Linked DNA regions of Homo sapiens: all the other regions are linked to region 1. A link is an interaction called in ENCODE POLR2A ChIA-PET data of the cell type or tissue named here. Cell type or tissue: PC-9. All regions are shown on one strand. Region 1 overlaps RNF220 (ring finger protein 220). Region 2 overlaps RNF220 (ring finger protein 220). Region 3 overlaps ST3GAL3 (ST3 beta-galactoside alpha-2,3-sialyltransferase 3).

The links. ChIA-PET counts read pairs that join two places held together with the same protein. Peaks named below come from ENCODE experiments on the same cell type or tissue, not always from the same donor. Only the 100,000 strongest peaks of a DNase experiment are listed, where the experiment ranks them.
Region 2: POLR2A ChIA-PET joins it to region 1 with 5 read pairs; 7 of 35 experiments call an interaction of 5 or more read pairs at or near these places.
Region 3: POLR2A ChIA-PET joins it to region 1 with 7 read pairs; 1 of 35 experiments calls an interaction of 5 or more read pairs at or near these places.

The regions. Positions count from the first base shown.
Region 1 is chr1:44,627,138-44,632,137 of GRCh38, reverse strand. The region is part of intron 5 of RNF220 (ring finger protein 220); the gene reads right to left. Among named protein-coding and RNA genes, the nearest start is that of SNORD145, 41 kb to the left of the region's middle. RefSeq lists a silencer at 1-111 and enhancers at 142-231, 1-469, 562-661. In PC-9, no CTCF peak of the experiment used is centred here; DNase peaks (open chromatin) are centred at 217, 2,687 and 3,067; H3K4me3 peaks cover 1,085 bases; H3K27ac peaks cover 1,625 bases.
Region 2 is chr1:44,574,827-44,579,826 of GRCh38, reverse strand. All of the region lies in intron 2 of RNF220 (ring finger protein 220), which reads right to left. Among named protein-coding and RNA genes, the nearest start is that of MIR5584, 32 kb to the right of the region's middle. In PC-9, no CTCF peak of the experiment used is centred here; no DNase peak of the experiment used is centred here.
Region 3 is chr1:43,826,522-43,831,521 of GRCh38, reverse strand. All of the region lies in intron 4 of ST3GAL3 (ST3 beta-galactoside alpha-2,3-sialyltransferase 3), which reads right to left. Among named protein-coding and RNA genes, the nearest start is that of MIR6079, 9.6 kb to the left of the region's middle. In PC-9, no CTCF peak of the experiment used is centred here; a DNase peak (open chromatin) is centred at 501; H3K27ac peaks cover 1,275 bases.

The DNA of each region.
Region 1 (5,000 bases):
CTAACGGGACCCCGTGGCCGCTGCGCGGTGCCGCCCCAGCCCTGGCCTCCGGCGCTCTGGGCCCCACGGCCGCCCGGCCGGCGAGGGCGGCGATGCGGGCGGATTCCCCGTGGCTGCCCGGCGGCGGCGGCACTTCAGCTCCAAGCGGCGGCGGCGGCCATGTTGGCCCTAATCACGTGATCTGCCGCCGTCGCGCGCTGGGGGTGAAAGTTCACAATGCGGCGGGGGCGGCCGGACAGAGACCAGGAAGCTGCCGTTTGTACTCGGGTAGCAACCGGCAGAAGCCTCCCCGGGGTCCCTCCCACCGCCCGTGAAGCCTACCCACCCAATCTTTAGCGGCTGCGAAGTCCTTCCACCCCACTCCACGACCCCTCCCGCTGCGGGGCTCCTTCCGCCCCATCGCCCGGCCCCGGCTCCCGCCTCCTGTGCCTGCCTTTCTCGCGGCTGCCCTTAGGGCAGAGGCATCGCGTTGGGTGCTTTACAGGGGACAAGGCGTCCGAATTCCCTATCGCCTGTGGGCGATCCCCGCCCAACCCCTAGGCCATCCAGTTCTGTTATCAGAGGACTCCCAACATGTCAGCTGTCTGCTGCACGGCCCCTGGAGCTCCCATAGGCACTGCATACCCACACGGCCAACATGGCCAACATGGAACTCAGTATCCTCCAAACAGAGGCCTTCCTCTTGGGTTCCCTGTTCATAAGAGGAAGCCACTATCTACTCAGGTGTGCCCACAGAAGAAAGTTGAGAGTCGTCCTGGACCCCACTTTCTCCATCCCTCACACTCAATCCTTTTCTAGATCCTGAAAGTGTACATTGAAAGGTCGCTAATTTTCTCATCTCCACCTCTGTATCTCCTACTCATCCTTCCAGGTCTAACTGAAAAATAGCTTTGCCTTGTGTAAGAGTACATTCATCTCTGCGCCGTTATCATCGCTTGTGAAGTTTTTATCAGTGGACTGACCACTTCAGGGTTGGGGCCGTGTGTGAATTATTTGGGTGAACCCAGAGCCCAGCATGGCACTGGGCAAAGGCAAGTCAGCCCTGAGTTGTTCTTCCATGGTTGTACCTACCTTGGTTGTCGTTGTGCTCCAGTCATACATAATCTTACGAGCTCTCGAAATTTGCAGCTGTTCCCGTCTCATCTTTTGGTCTCTAGCTTCTCTCTCTGCAACCCATCCTCCACACTACACACAATGTGATCTTTCTATTGGACAAAATTAACCCTCTCCTTCTTTAAATCCTTCAGTGGTTCTCCATCAAGGCATATAGGCCTTCCCTGTCTGCCTTGCCAGACTCTTCTCTCACTCCTATTCTCTCCCTTTACATTCCTGACACTCAGCTTTGCAGAGCTAACTAGCTCTTTGAGCACTCCATGCTCTGCACTCCAGGCCAGAGAGCCTCCATGCCCTCCAGTATCCCTTGCTTGGTTAACTGTTGTTCATCCTTCAGGACTCTGGCAAGACTTAGTTTTGTCCCCCAAGCCTGGGTTTGATGCCTCCTCTGAGTTTTCAGTTCCACTGCTTCTCTTTGATCATGTATATTTTGATTGTTTGTTTACATATCTGTCCCTTGTACTTGGAAGGTCATCTCTAGCCATTTACCCAGCACAGCGTCTTGCATGAAGGAGACACCAGTGGGAACGGGAGAAAGACTTTATGAGATAAGCCCTGAGCCCAGTGATGGGTTGGGAAACAATCTCGGATTTAGGGCCAGACAGACTCAAGTTCAAGTCCTAATTCTGTTACTTACAATTTATGTGTTCTTAGAAGAGTCACCTCTTTCTAGGCCTGTTTCCTTGGTAATAGACTGGGCATGATGAATACAGTTGCTATGAGGTTTAAGTGAGGTAATGATAAAGAGGGTTAGTTAGTCAGCAGGGGCTAAGTAAATGAGAATTCAAACCAGAAACCAAGGCTCATGCCTTTAATCTTAGCACTTTGGAAAGCCAATGCAGGAGGATTGCTTGAGCCCAGGAGTTCAAGACCAGCCTGGGCAATATAGTGAGACCCTGTCTCTATGAAAAACAAAAACAAAACCCCAGAAACCAATACCCCCTGGTTTCAAGGCCTAGCTCAGTGACTTTAAAAATCCGACATAGCTGAACAACTACTACATGCCAGGCCTTGTGTAAAGAGCAAGGGATGGGATACCCAGCTAGTCTCTGGGTTGCTTTCCAGCTTCACCTACTAACTTTCCTTGCATTCTACTTTCTAACAAAAGCAAACTGCTAGCAGGTCCCCAGATACATCATTCTGTTACACCTCTATGTTCTCTACATAGTGTTGTCTTTATATCTGGAGTAACCTTTCTTCCTTGTCTGCCAAGTGAACTTCTGTTCCTTCTCTGAGTCCGTTTTCAGTCATTACCTCCTGTGTGAAGCTTACTCTGATTTTCTCCTCCTTCTACTGTAGTATCCTAGAAACGTATTCTTTATTATTAATTTTTTTTATTTTATATTTTTAGTAGAGACAGGGTTTTGCCATGTTGCCCAGGCTGGTCTTGAACTCCTGGCCTCAAGCAGTCCACTTGCGTTGGCCTCCCAAAGTGCTGAGATTACAGGCATGAGCCACTGTGCCTGGCCCCTAGAAACTTATTTATACTCCTGTCATAGCACTCAAGACACTGGACCATAATTGTCTATCTGCAAATCTAACCCCTTGAAGGCAAGGACACTAAGCTGAACATGAGTCAGTACTAAATAAATGTTTGAGTAAAGGAAGGATAAGACAAGGTCCTTGCCTTGGAGAAACTCCAAGTCTAGTGGAGTCAGATTCATTGTGAAAGATTAAATATGGCCAGAATTATTTGCATCTTCTCCTATCAAGAGCTGCCTTTCCTCATCACTCGATTATGGGCTAGCTTTGTGACTTGCTTTGCTTAATAGAAAGTGGTGGAAGTGATGTGTGAGTTCCAGATTCTAGGCCTCAACAGGCCTTGCGGCTTTGGCATTTACCCTCTTGGTGTGACACTGCCCTGAGACTGCTAAGTAAGAAAGCTGATTGAACATACTGGAGGATGAGAGGCCACATGGAAGAGAGCCAAGACACCCAATCTCCCAAACATGCGGTGAGGCCATTTTAGACTTTCCAGCCCAGCCAGTCCTCCAGGATGAATGAGCTGCATGAGTGAGGAAATGCCCAGTCAACCACAGCATCATAAATAATGAGTTGTGTTAAGCCACTAAGTTTTGGGATGGTTTGTAGATAACGGAAACATACCTGAACAGGTGATCACAATGTAGGGTGACGGGGCAATAACCAGGACACACAAGGGTCAAGAGATAGCTAATCCAGAAAGACTTCCTGGAGGAGATGATATTTGGGCAGGATTTGGAAGGATAAATAGAAATTTGATGTAGTGGGGTAAAACAGTTCTGTTAGAAGAAATAGCATGTGAAAAGACATAGAGGCAAGAAAGGAATGCCTCATCCAGGGAGTGTTTAGCATTAGTTCAGTGAGCATAGCCCATAGGATTCATGGACAGTATTTGGAATGGAAGCTGGAAATATAGGTTGAATCTATATCACAGAAGGCCTCGCTGCCATGATAAGGAGCTTCAGCTTTATCTTGTAGGACACAACCTAGTTTGATTTGCCCTTTCGGAGGTGTGCTTAGAGTCTAGAACAGGGTCTTGGGTCTTAACCTGGGCTTCAGAGATCTCCAAGTGGTATTGGGATGGGATCTAGAGCTTTCCTAACCTCCTGAAGTTGTATGTATAACACTGCATGTGTGTGTGCCTGTGTGTATGTAAAAACACATGCGTATGTTTTTAGGCAAGAGAGTCCATAGCTTTCCTCATAGTCTCTAGGAGATAAAAGAAATACTGACATTTGTGGGGAGGAAGGTGGGTCAGGGAGTTGAGGCATTGTTGCCTGATGGTTACTCTTTCCTAGTTGAACAGATGGCAAGGCGCATGCCGTGAGTGCAGTACAGAGGACAGGCCTCTGAAGGTGGGGCTGTCTATTCCTCTGGACCAGAATGCTCTGGAACAAAGCCTTGTCTCTGTTCCCTATCAGATCAGAATTCCCTGGGGTCTGGTCATTTCTCTGCCTTGAACCAGGGTTGTCTGGATCGGGGCAGTGTCTCCCAGGGGCTTATTGGGCTTCCTTTCTGAAACTGGGGTTCCCTTAGAGAGAGCAGGGATCCCTTCCCAGGGCTTGCACTTTGGGCTATGCAGTTTGAGTCCCATGCAAAGGCATTCGGCGGAGTCTGTCCAGCCGTGCTGGGCACTCTACTCTCCAAGCTCTGCACCCTGTGCCAGGCCAGGCTGTGTCAGCTGGAAGGAAGGGGTGCAGAGAACACCTTTCTTTAATTCCCACAAAGGGTCAGGTGTGCCAGCAGGGCCCCTGGTTCTCTACCCAAGCTTACAGGTCCCTGCAGCCCTGTCTTTCTGTATCAGATCAGGGCTGTTCTTCCCTTCTCACACTGGGCCTCCCTGCGAAGCCCTGTTGCCATTTGGACAAATGTTCCTTGGAATAGGGCACTGTTCTCTTTCATCTAACGGCTCTGGGGTTCTTAAAGACAGGGCTCTGCCTCTCCTTAGACAAAAGTTTTGGGGGAAGTTCTTTGTCCTTCCTACTCCAGAGAAGGTCCGTTTATAGCTAAGATGCTACCCTTAGGCCCCTCTGCTATGATATTGTAGGACTGTGTGATGACTCCCTTCCTATTTGCCCAAGACACTCACAGGCAGTGTGTGCCTGTCTCTCTATCTGGGCCTGATACCAAGGTTTGGCAGAATTGAATGGTTATTTGCTTAAGGTATCACGCTTTTTTTTTTTTTTTTTTTTTTTTTTGAGACGGAGTCTTGCTCTGTCACCCAGGCTGGAGTACAATGGCGTGGTCTCAGCTCACTGCAACCTCTGCCTCCCGGGTTCAAGTGATTCTCCTGCCTCAGCCTCCGGAGTAGCTGGGATTACAGGCGCCCGCCACCATGCCTGGCTAATTTTTGTATTTTTAGTAGAGATGGGGTTTCACCATGTTGGCCAGGCTGGTCTCCAATT
Region 2 (5,000 bases), 52 kb after region 1:
AAACTCCTGGACTCAAGCAATCTACCCACCTCAGCCTCCCGAAGGCTTGAGCCACCATGCCTGGCCTGGAACAACTTCTTCAGGACATGGTCCAAAGATAGGTCAGGACCTCAGTGGGGACTTACTTAAGCAGAGGAGGTCAGCAGAAGTCACAGTATGAGGAGAGGAGCAGAAAGAATAAACAATATCCACAAATAGCTGGTTGTCTCGGATGAGTGTCCAGAACCAACTGTCCCAAAGTCCTAGCAAATAGCTTCAAGTACACAGTTTTCCCCATTCTTGCCCTTAGACAAACAGGCTCACATGTAAGAGGCTGCTTGCCCCAGTGATGGAGCCACCCTGTTCTTAGGCCCCACAGCGCCAGAACTCAAGAGTCAAAGCTCAGACTGGGGGTCCAAGTCTAGGGAGAGATTAAGATGCAGCACACTAGCACTTAGTAAAGCAACTAGTGTTGATTTCCATCAAGCCTCCCTGTCCTTTCTTTGCTCAGACTCCTCGGTAGTCTGGGTCTGAGTCTTGGTCCTACTGCTCAGTGACTGTGTGGTCTTGGTCAAGTTACTTAAGCCCCTCTGCCTGCTTCTTCATTTGAAATATGCAGTTAGTCTACCCATCTCTTGGTTGTTATGAAGATTGCATGATTTTCTTTCTTTCTTTTTCTTTTTTTTTTTTCTGAGACAGAGTCTCGATCTGTCACCCAGACTGGAGTGCAGTGGCGTGATCTCGGCTCACTACAACCACTGCCTCCTGGGTTCAAGTGATTCCCCTCCCTCAGCCTCCCGAGTAGCTGGGATTACAGGCGCCTGCCTGTAATTTTTTTGTATTTTTAGTAGAGTTGGGGTTTCGCTGTATTAGCCAGGATGGTCTCAATCTCCTGACCTCGTGATCCACCCGCCTCGGCCTCCCAAAGTGCTGGGATTACAGGCGTGAGCCACCGCACCCGGCCTGAGGATTGCATGATTTTCTGTGTGGAAAACAGAATAAAGAATGTTGGGCACACTGTGAGCACTCAATAAATATTAGCTACTGTTATTATCCCACTCTCAGGATATTTGTGAAGATCAAGGATGCTAAACCATAGGCAGGTGTCATTCTTGGCAAACTATCAGGGTCTGTGGTCTGTGGGAGTGATTAGAGTTGTTGATCAGTGTCTCTTCTCCCAAACTGGACATTGTCCTCCAGGTGGATCTACCGCTACCTGACAAGTGCAGAGTGGAACAGAACTCTCTATCCCCTGAAGTGTTCTGGGATCCAAATAATAGTAGATGCATGGGGGCCCATAGCACTTGCCGACTTCTTTCTTCTAAATTTACTATCAAATAACCCCCAGAGCTTCTCTTCAGCTTAGCCTTCCTTCCCTTGGCATGGACTCAAATTGAAATACTTATCCCACTGGCCAGGCGCGGTAGCTCATGCCTGTAATCCCAGCACTTTGGGAGGATCACTTGAGGCCAGAGTTCAAGACCAGCCTGGCCAACATGGTGAAACCCCATCTCTACTAGAAATACAAAAAATGAGCTGGGCATGGTGGCCCACGCCTGTAATCCCAGCTACTTGGGAGGCTGAGGTCAGAGAACTGCTTGAACCCGGCAGGTGGAGGTTGCAGAGAGCCAAGATTGCACCACTGCACTCCAGGCTGGGAGACAGAGCACGACTCTGTCTCAACAAAAAAAAAAAAAAAAAAAGGAAAGAAAGAAAGAAAGAAAGAAAATCCCAGTTGCATTCATCTGGTTGGAAGATTCTACCCATCATCTGAGCCACTTTGGGAGGCTGAGGTGGGAGGGTTGTTTGAGCCCAGGAATTCAAGACCAGCCTGGACAACATGGTGAGGCCCTGTCTCTACAAAAAATCTAAAAATTAGCTGGGACTGGAGGCTGAGGTAAGAGGATCACTTGAGCCCAGAAGGTCAAGGCTGCAGTGAGCTGTGATCATGCCATTGCACTCCAGCCTGGGGGATAGGGTGAGACCCTTTCTCAAAAAAAAAAAAAAAAGGCATTTGACACGCCCAACTAATTTTTGTATTTTTAGTAGAGATGGGGTTTCACCATGTTGGCCAGGTGGGTCTCAAACTCCTGACCTCAAGTGATCCACCCGCCTCGGCCTCCCACAGTGCTGGGATTATAGGCGTGAGCCATTGTCCCCAGTATTTTACCACGCTGTTTATTTCCTTTGTGGTACTGATCACTCCCTTAAGTATCTTGTATCTTTTCATTGTCTGTTTCCCACTTCTAAAGCAAAAGCTCCTTGGTAACAGGGTTTTGTTCGTCACTATTTCAAGTGTTGAGAACACAGAGTAGATGCCTATTAAATATGTGTCAAATGAATGAATGGCATAGGATCAGGGATGGACACATAAAGTGGTGATAAAGGGCACTAAGGTTGAGGTGGTCAAGAGCTGAGAATCTGCTTTAGATGGCAGAAGGGAAAAGCTGGGAGGAGAGGTGGCAGTGGGGAGAAGGGAGAAGCTGGGAGGAGAGGTGGCAGTGGGGAGAGGGGAGAAGCTGGGAGGAGAGGTGGCAGCGGGTAAGAGGGGGTGCACTGCAGTTTGGGGCTGAAAATACTGGAGAAGGCTGCAGGGGCTTGTACTTGGGCAGTGGCCGAAGATGGCTTGGATGTGAAACCTGATAGGAAGACAGTCCTAGGGTTTCACATGTAACTTTGGTATCAAGATTATTGGAATGTAGAGTGAACTTTCCTATGAGAGCCAGAGTGGGGCTATCTGAGCCAATGTTGGACAGACTGTCTTGACTATTTGAATCTGCTGTATCAGCCTCTGCTCTGTGTTCTAACAAGACCTTGGATATACCTCTATATATACTTGGCAAATGCTCAATTCCTTACCCTCCTGTCGGCTCCTGGAGCCTGTCCCCACTTGTCTGCAGTTTCCGTCTTTGACCCCTTTCCCAGAAGTGAGCCTAGAGTAGAGAAGGCAAAGTGAGTTGAGCTGAGGTGAGAAGAGAGGAGATGAGGTGAGGAAGATCATTGAGACTTCAGCTTGGCCCAGCCCAACCAGACCCACAGTCAGCACAGCAATTGTCCGGCTGAAATAACAAGTCAGAGACGAAAAAACTGGCCATCCCTCTTTGTTTACTCAGCTTTTTTCCCCCCTTTTTCTTTGGACAATGCCCTGCTGGGCTGGGGCTGTCCTGCTGGGTTGTTGCTGGGCTCCCCTGCCAAGATGGAGCCCAGCTGCTCAGCTGTTTACAAGGCAAATCCGGTTTACACTGGGGCCCATCCTGTCCTGGCTGGGCTGGGGAGCTTCAGTCACAGCCCAGCCACTGGCTTCTCCTTGCCCAGGGCTCCCCAGTCTTAGGCTGGGGGCACTAGAATTGGGAGGGAATCCTACATGCCCAAAGGCCAGGGAAGGCATCAGCCTCAAGATGGAATGAAAACAGTGTAAGATCTGGTCCCGCAGCCAAACTTCTGCCCTTAGGAGCCCCAGAGAAAGGAGAACTGCTGGAATCCCATGGCTTCCATCTCTGTTCTTTCAAGTGGTGAACTTGTGACAACAAAGTTCACCAACAAAGTTCACTCCTCCTGGCCACCCCCTATTCTCCCTGGTAGCTAAGGTCTGGGAACTAATCTCTGCCTTATCTACCACTATCCCCCAGAAACTGCTATAAGGATCAAAGAAAATTATGTGTATGCACAGACTTGGAAAGCATTTGTTGCTCTGATGAAGTAATGTATGCTAGTTCACCCAAGTGATCTATGGTAGTTCACCCAAGTGGAATTTGTTGCTCTGATGAAGTGATCTATGGTAGTTCACCTGAGTGAAGTGGTAGATCACCCAAGTGATCTCTACGGATGAGGATCAAGTGGCTAGACTGGCAGTTGCTCAAGGGCAGGGACCATGTCCTCGTCAACCTGGTGGTCCCAGGGCCCATTATGGAGCATGTCACACAGTGGGACACAATTATTTCATTTATTAAACAAATGTTTCTTAAGAAGCTTGCAGACTAGTGGGAGAGCAGGCAATAAAAAGCACAGTGATCCCTTTGATATACTGATTTCTTCCCTTTGGATAAATACCCAGTAGTGGGATTGTTGAATTGCAAGGTAGTTCTATTTTCAGTTTTTTGAGAATCTCCATATCGTTTTCCATAACGTCTGTACTAATTTACATTCCCACCAACTGTGTATAAGAGTTCCCTTTTCTTCGCATTCTTGCCAGCATCTGTTACTTTTTGTCTTTTTAATAATAGCCATTCTAACTGGGTAAGATGGTATCTCATTGTGGTTTTGGTTTGCATTTCCCTGGTGATTAGTGATGCTCAGCATTTTTTCATGTACCTGTTGGCCATTTGTATGTCTTATTTTGAGAAATGTCTGTTCATGTCCTTTGCCCACCGTACTTGACTCCCATGTTTATTGCAGCACTAATCACAACAGCAAAGATACAGAGTCAACCTGAGTGCCCACCAACAGATGAATGGATAAAGAAAATGTGGTATATTATTTAGCCATTAAAAAAATGAAATCCTGTCATTTTCAGCAACATGGATGGAAGTGAAGATCATTGTTTAAGTGAAATAAACCAGGCACAGAAAGACCAATACTGCATGTTCTCACTGATATGTGGGAGCTAAAAAAGTTGATCTCATGGAGGTAGAGAACAGAGTGATAGTTACCAGAGGCTGGGCAGGGAGTGCGTGTGATGAAGAGAGGTTGGTTAATGGGTACAATAATACAGTTAGATGGAAGGAATAAGTTCTAATGGAAGGAATAAGTTCTAATGTTTGATAGCAGAGTAGGATGACTATAGTTAACAATGATGTATATTTCAAAATAGTTAGAAGAGAGGACTTGAAATGTTTCCAGTACGTAGAAATGACAAATACTCGAGGTGATGGAAACCCTAAATACCCTGATTTGGTAATTGCACATTCTATGCATGTAACAAAATGTCATATGTGATCTGTAAATATGTACAAATATTATGAGTCAATAAAAAATAAAAAAAAAACACAAATGCAAAACAACAACAACAACAAAACCACAGC
Region 3 (5,000 bases), 800 kb after region 1:
ACAATAGAAAACACAGAGATGGTTCCTGAACCTGAACAGAAAGAGTTGGTGGTGTCTGGGTAGCAAAAGGAATTTTCATATGCACTGATTGGATAACAAATACATAAGTATCTCTTCTCTACCCATTGTTCTAAATCCTTAGTAAGTCAATATATCATACATGGACCCATCAACTGGTTTATACAGGCAGAGGCCTTGCAAAACGTTATTTGGCCAGGGCCCTGTCTACCTTTGGAGCAGTCCTACTCTAAGGTAAGTATTATTTTCATTTTTGACAAGAGAAAACTGACTCCAAAACTCTCTCCTGTTCTTCCCAAAGCCCCTACTTTCTATGATGTAAAGTGTAATCAGCTTAAGGTAAGAAGATTGGAGTTTAAGCCACCAGTTCTACTTACTAGGTGTGCAACCTCAGGTAAGACACAACTGGTTTCCTTAACTCTTAAAATAGCTATAGTAATGCACATTTTATAGGGCTGATGGGAAGATCAGTGAATACCTACAGCAATGTGGGTCACAGTGCCCTTTGAAAGGTTATACAAATATTAGTCACTGTTCCTACTGTTTTAATGTTTGACTTCTGCTTTTACTATTCCTTCTAGATTCATCTGAATTATTATCATAGTTTCAATAATTTAAGAAGGAAAATAACTGCTCATTTATTTTTCTTATTTGGATTCTTCTCTCTCATTCAACTGGCTGTCCATAAATGTATGCCTATTGGGCAGGGAGGTCAAGAGACTTCAGGGGACAGAAAGGGAGGGCCACTAAAACAATTCCATCATCTATGTGCAGGAACTTGTTATAAACTAGCATCCTAGCACTTATGTGAGCCCAGTGGAAGGGCTATATCTCATAAAATTTGTAGTTAAAATCACAGTCAAATCCTCTGTTCAATTCTTCTATAGGTCCCCAGTATAAGATAGAGGTCACTATCATGATTTCCAGATAACATTGTCCCTAAATCCACTAAGTCCAGGCTCTCAAAGCAGGTGTCACAGTTCAGGGGCTATGTAATAGAGGTTAGAGTTATTCAAAGCCACAGTACAAACCAGTGTATCTTCCTGGAGCAATACATGTACTTGAAGATATGAGGAAGAATGTATTAAGAAAACACATACATACTATGGTATAGAATGCAGAATTTTTACAAGCAAAATGAAAGATCTTAAAGATTCTTTTTTGGGGGGCCAGGTGTGGTGGCTCACATCTGTAATCCCAGCACTTTGGGAAGTCAAGGTGGGAAGATTCACTAGAGCCCAGGAGTTTGAGACCAGAGGCAACATAGGGAGACCTTATCTCTATTTAAAAAAAATTTTTTTTAATTAGCTGGGCATGGTGGCATGTGCCTACAGTCCCAGCTCCTCAGGAGGCTGAGGTTGTAAGGATTGCTTGGGCCGGGGAGGCTGAGGTTGGGAGGATTGCTTGAGCTGAGGCTGCAGTAAGCTGAGATTGCACTACTGAACTCCAGCCTGGGCGACAAAGCAAGACCCTGTCTCAAAAAAAAAAAAAAAAAAAAAAAAAAAAAAGGAATTTTTATGCTTGCAGTGGGTTGCTTTGCAATATATGCTCACTCTCCTCTACCACTAAGGGTCCTCTGGAGGAAATGTTTCAGAAGCACTGCACTAAGGAACCTAAGTTTTCCATTTTGGTTCCTACTCTCAAAAAGCTTGAATTTCAGTAAGCAAATAGGTAAGTAAATAAAAGATTACCTTTGGGTATAAGTACGACCACTATTATATACAAGGTATGGAGGAGGCAGACAATTTAAAGTGGTCTTGGGAATTAGGGTGGGTATCTTGAGGAGGTACTGTCAAGAAAAGAGAGAAAGGAGAAGGGCATTCTCAGCCGAGGATACAATATGTGCAAGGGTCCAAAGCAGAAAAAGAGCCTGGCACATATTGGGAATTGCAAATACAGTAGTACTGACAGAACAAAGCCTGTGAGACCACAGCATGGTCTTGCTGCTAGGACAAGGAGCCTGGACTTGCTGATGGAGGCAATGGGGAGCCACTGAAGGATTTTTATGCAGATGAATGACATGCACTAGTCCAAGAGAGAAATGAGGAGACCTGGCTGAAGGGGTAACAGTGGATATAGACAGGAAGAATATTTGTAAGATATATTTGGGAAGCAAAATAATAGAGAGTGGAGGAATGTAACTAACAATTATTCAGCAGTATCTGGGGTTTTGTTTTTATTTTTATTTACATTATTGTTAATCCTTAAACAGCCCTATATGATAGGTATTATTCTTCCCATTTTATGAACAAAGAAATAAAGAAATTCAACTAGGAAATGGCAGGAGGAAGATTTGAATATAGAGCTTTCTGATTTCAAAGCCCTTGGATATTGGTTGTGGCTGTTTCATAAAATACACTTTTTATATTTCCTGATTTCAAAGCCCTTAGTAGTGTTTTTTTTTTTAACAGACTACATTTCTTTTTAGTGCTGAATAGTAGTCCATTGTCTAGATGTGCCACAGTTTGTCCACATACATACTAAAGGACATCTTGATGCTTCCAGTTCTTGGCAATTATGAATAAAGCTGCTATAAATATTCATGTATGGTTTTTGTGTAGACATAAGTTTTCAGTTCCACTGGGTAAATACTTAGGAGGGTGACTGCTAGAACATATTATGTTCACTTTGTAAGCTGCTGCCAAACTGTGCTCCAAAGTGGCCAAACTGTGCTCCAAAGTGGCCAAACCATTCCCACCAGCAGTGAATGAGCGTTCCTACTGCTCCACATCCTTGTCAGCATTTGAGACTGTCAGGTTTTTTGGTTTTTTTTTAGTCATTCTAATAGGTGTGATAGTATTTCACTGTTGTTTTAATTTGCATTTCCTTAATGACATATAATGCAAACATCTTTTCATATGCTTATTTCCATCTGCATATCTTTTTTGACCATCTGGAAAGGGTGTCTTTTTGGTTCTTTTGCCCATTTTTTTAATTGGGTTGGTTGTTTTCTTAATGTTGAGTTTTAAGAGTTCTTTGTATATTCTGAATACAAGTCCTTAATCAGGTATGTGTTTGCAATTTTTTCCCCAGTTTGTGGCTTGTTTTTTCATTCACTTAACAGTGAACTTCACAGAGTACAAGTTTTGGAGTTTAATAAAATCAACGTACTGATTTTTCTTTTCTGAATTTTGCTTTTGGTTTTATATCTAAAAACTCATTACCAAACCCAAAATCACATAAATTTTCTATGTTACCTTCCAGAAGTTTATTATAGTTTCAGGTTTTGCATTTAGTCTATTTAGGTTCCATTTTGAGTTAATTTTTGTGAAAGGTACAAGGTGAATGATTAATTTGTACATACAGATATCTAATTATTCCAGTATCATTTATTGAAAAAATTATCCTTTTTCCATTGAATTGCCTTTGTTCCTTTGTCAGAGATCAACAGACTATATTTGTGTGGGTCAATTTATGGGATCTCTATCCTATTCTATTGATCTATTTGTCTATTCTTTTGCCAATACTACGCTATCTTGATTGTATCTTGATAGCTTTATTGTAGGTCTGGAGTCAGGTACTGTCAATCTTCCAACTTTCTTCTTCTTCATCAGTAGATTCTGGGTCTTCTGCCTTTCCATATAAATTTTAACGTAAGTTGTTGATATTCGAAAAATGACTTGCTGCAATTTTGATTCTGATTACATTGAATTTATAGATCAAGTAGAGAATTGACATCTTAACAATACTGAGGCTGGGCACAGTGGCTCACACCTGTAATCCTAGCACTTTGGGAGGCCAAAGCAGGAGGACTGCTTGATCCCAGGAGTTTGACACCAGCCCCAGCAACATAGCGGACCCTGACTCTACAAAATAAAAAACATAAAAAAAAAATTAGCTGTGTGTGGTAGCGCACGCCTGTAGTCCCAGCTACTTGAGAGGCTGAGGTAGGAGGATCACTTGAGCCTGGGAGGTCGAGACAGCAGTGAGCCGTGGTTGCACCGCTACACTCCAGCCTGGGCAACCCTGTTTCAAAAAAAACCCCAAAACCCCCAAAACCCAATACTGAGTCCTTCTATCAAAATGTGGAATATCCATTTATCTAGATTTCTTTGATTTCTTTCATTAGAGTTTTGTAGTTTTCCTCATTCATATATGGATCTATGCACAAACACATTTACACATATTTTATCAGATTTATCCCTAAGTATTTCCCTTTTTTTTTGGCACTAATGTAAATGACACCGTGTTTTAAATTTTAAATTCCAATTGCTTCTTGCTGGTATATAGAAAAGCAATTGCCTTTTGTGTATTAACCTTACAGCCTGAAAACTTGCCTTAATTGCTTATTAGTTCCAGAATGTTTTTGCCAATCTTTGGGATTTTCTACATAGACAATCATGTCATCTGTGAACACAGTTTTATTTCTCCCTTCCCAATCTGTATGCCTTTTATTTCCTTTTCTTGTCTTACTGTGTTAGTGAAGACTTTAGTATAATGTTGAACAGGAGTGGTGAGAGGGGGGACATCCTTGGTTTTATCTCAATCTTAGGGGAAAAGAATCCAGTGTCTCATTAAGCAAGATGTTAGCTATAGGTTTTTTGATCAAATTGAAGAAGTTCCCCTCTACTCATAGTTTGCTGATAGTTTTTTTAAAAATCATGAATAGGTATTGGATTGTATCAAATGGTTTTTTTACATCTATGGATATGATTATATGATTTTTCTTCTTTAGCCTGTTGATGTAACAGAATATGCATTAATTGATTTTTGAAGCTGAACCAGCCTTGCATACCTGGAATAAATCCCACTTGGCAGCAACATGTAATTCTTTTTATACATTGCTGAACTCAATTTGCTAATAATTTTGTTGAGGATTTCTGGAGCATGTTCATGAGAGATATTGGTCCGTAGTTTTCCTTTCTTATAATATCTTTATTTGGGTAATAGGGTAATGTCTAGAGTAATGTTGGACGCATAGAATGAGTTAGAAAGCGTTCTTTCTGCTTTGATTTTCTGGAAGACATTGTAGAGAACTGGTA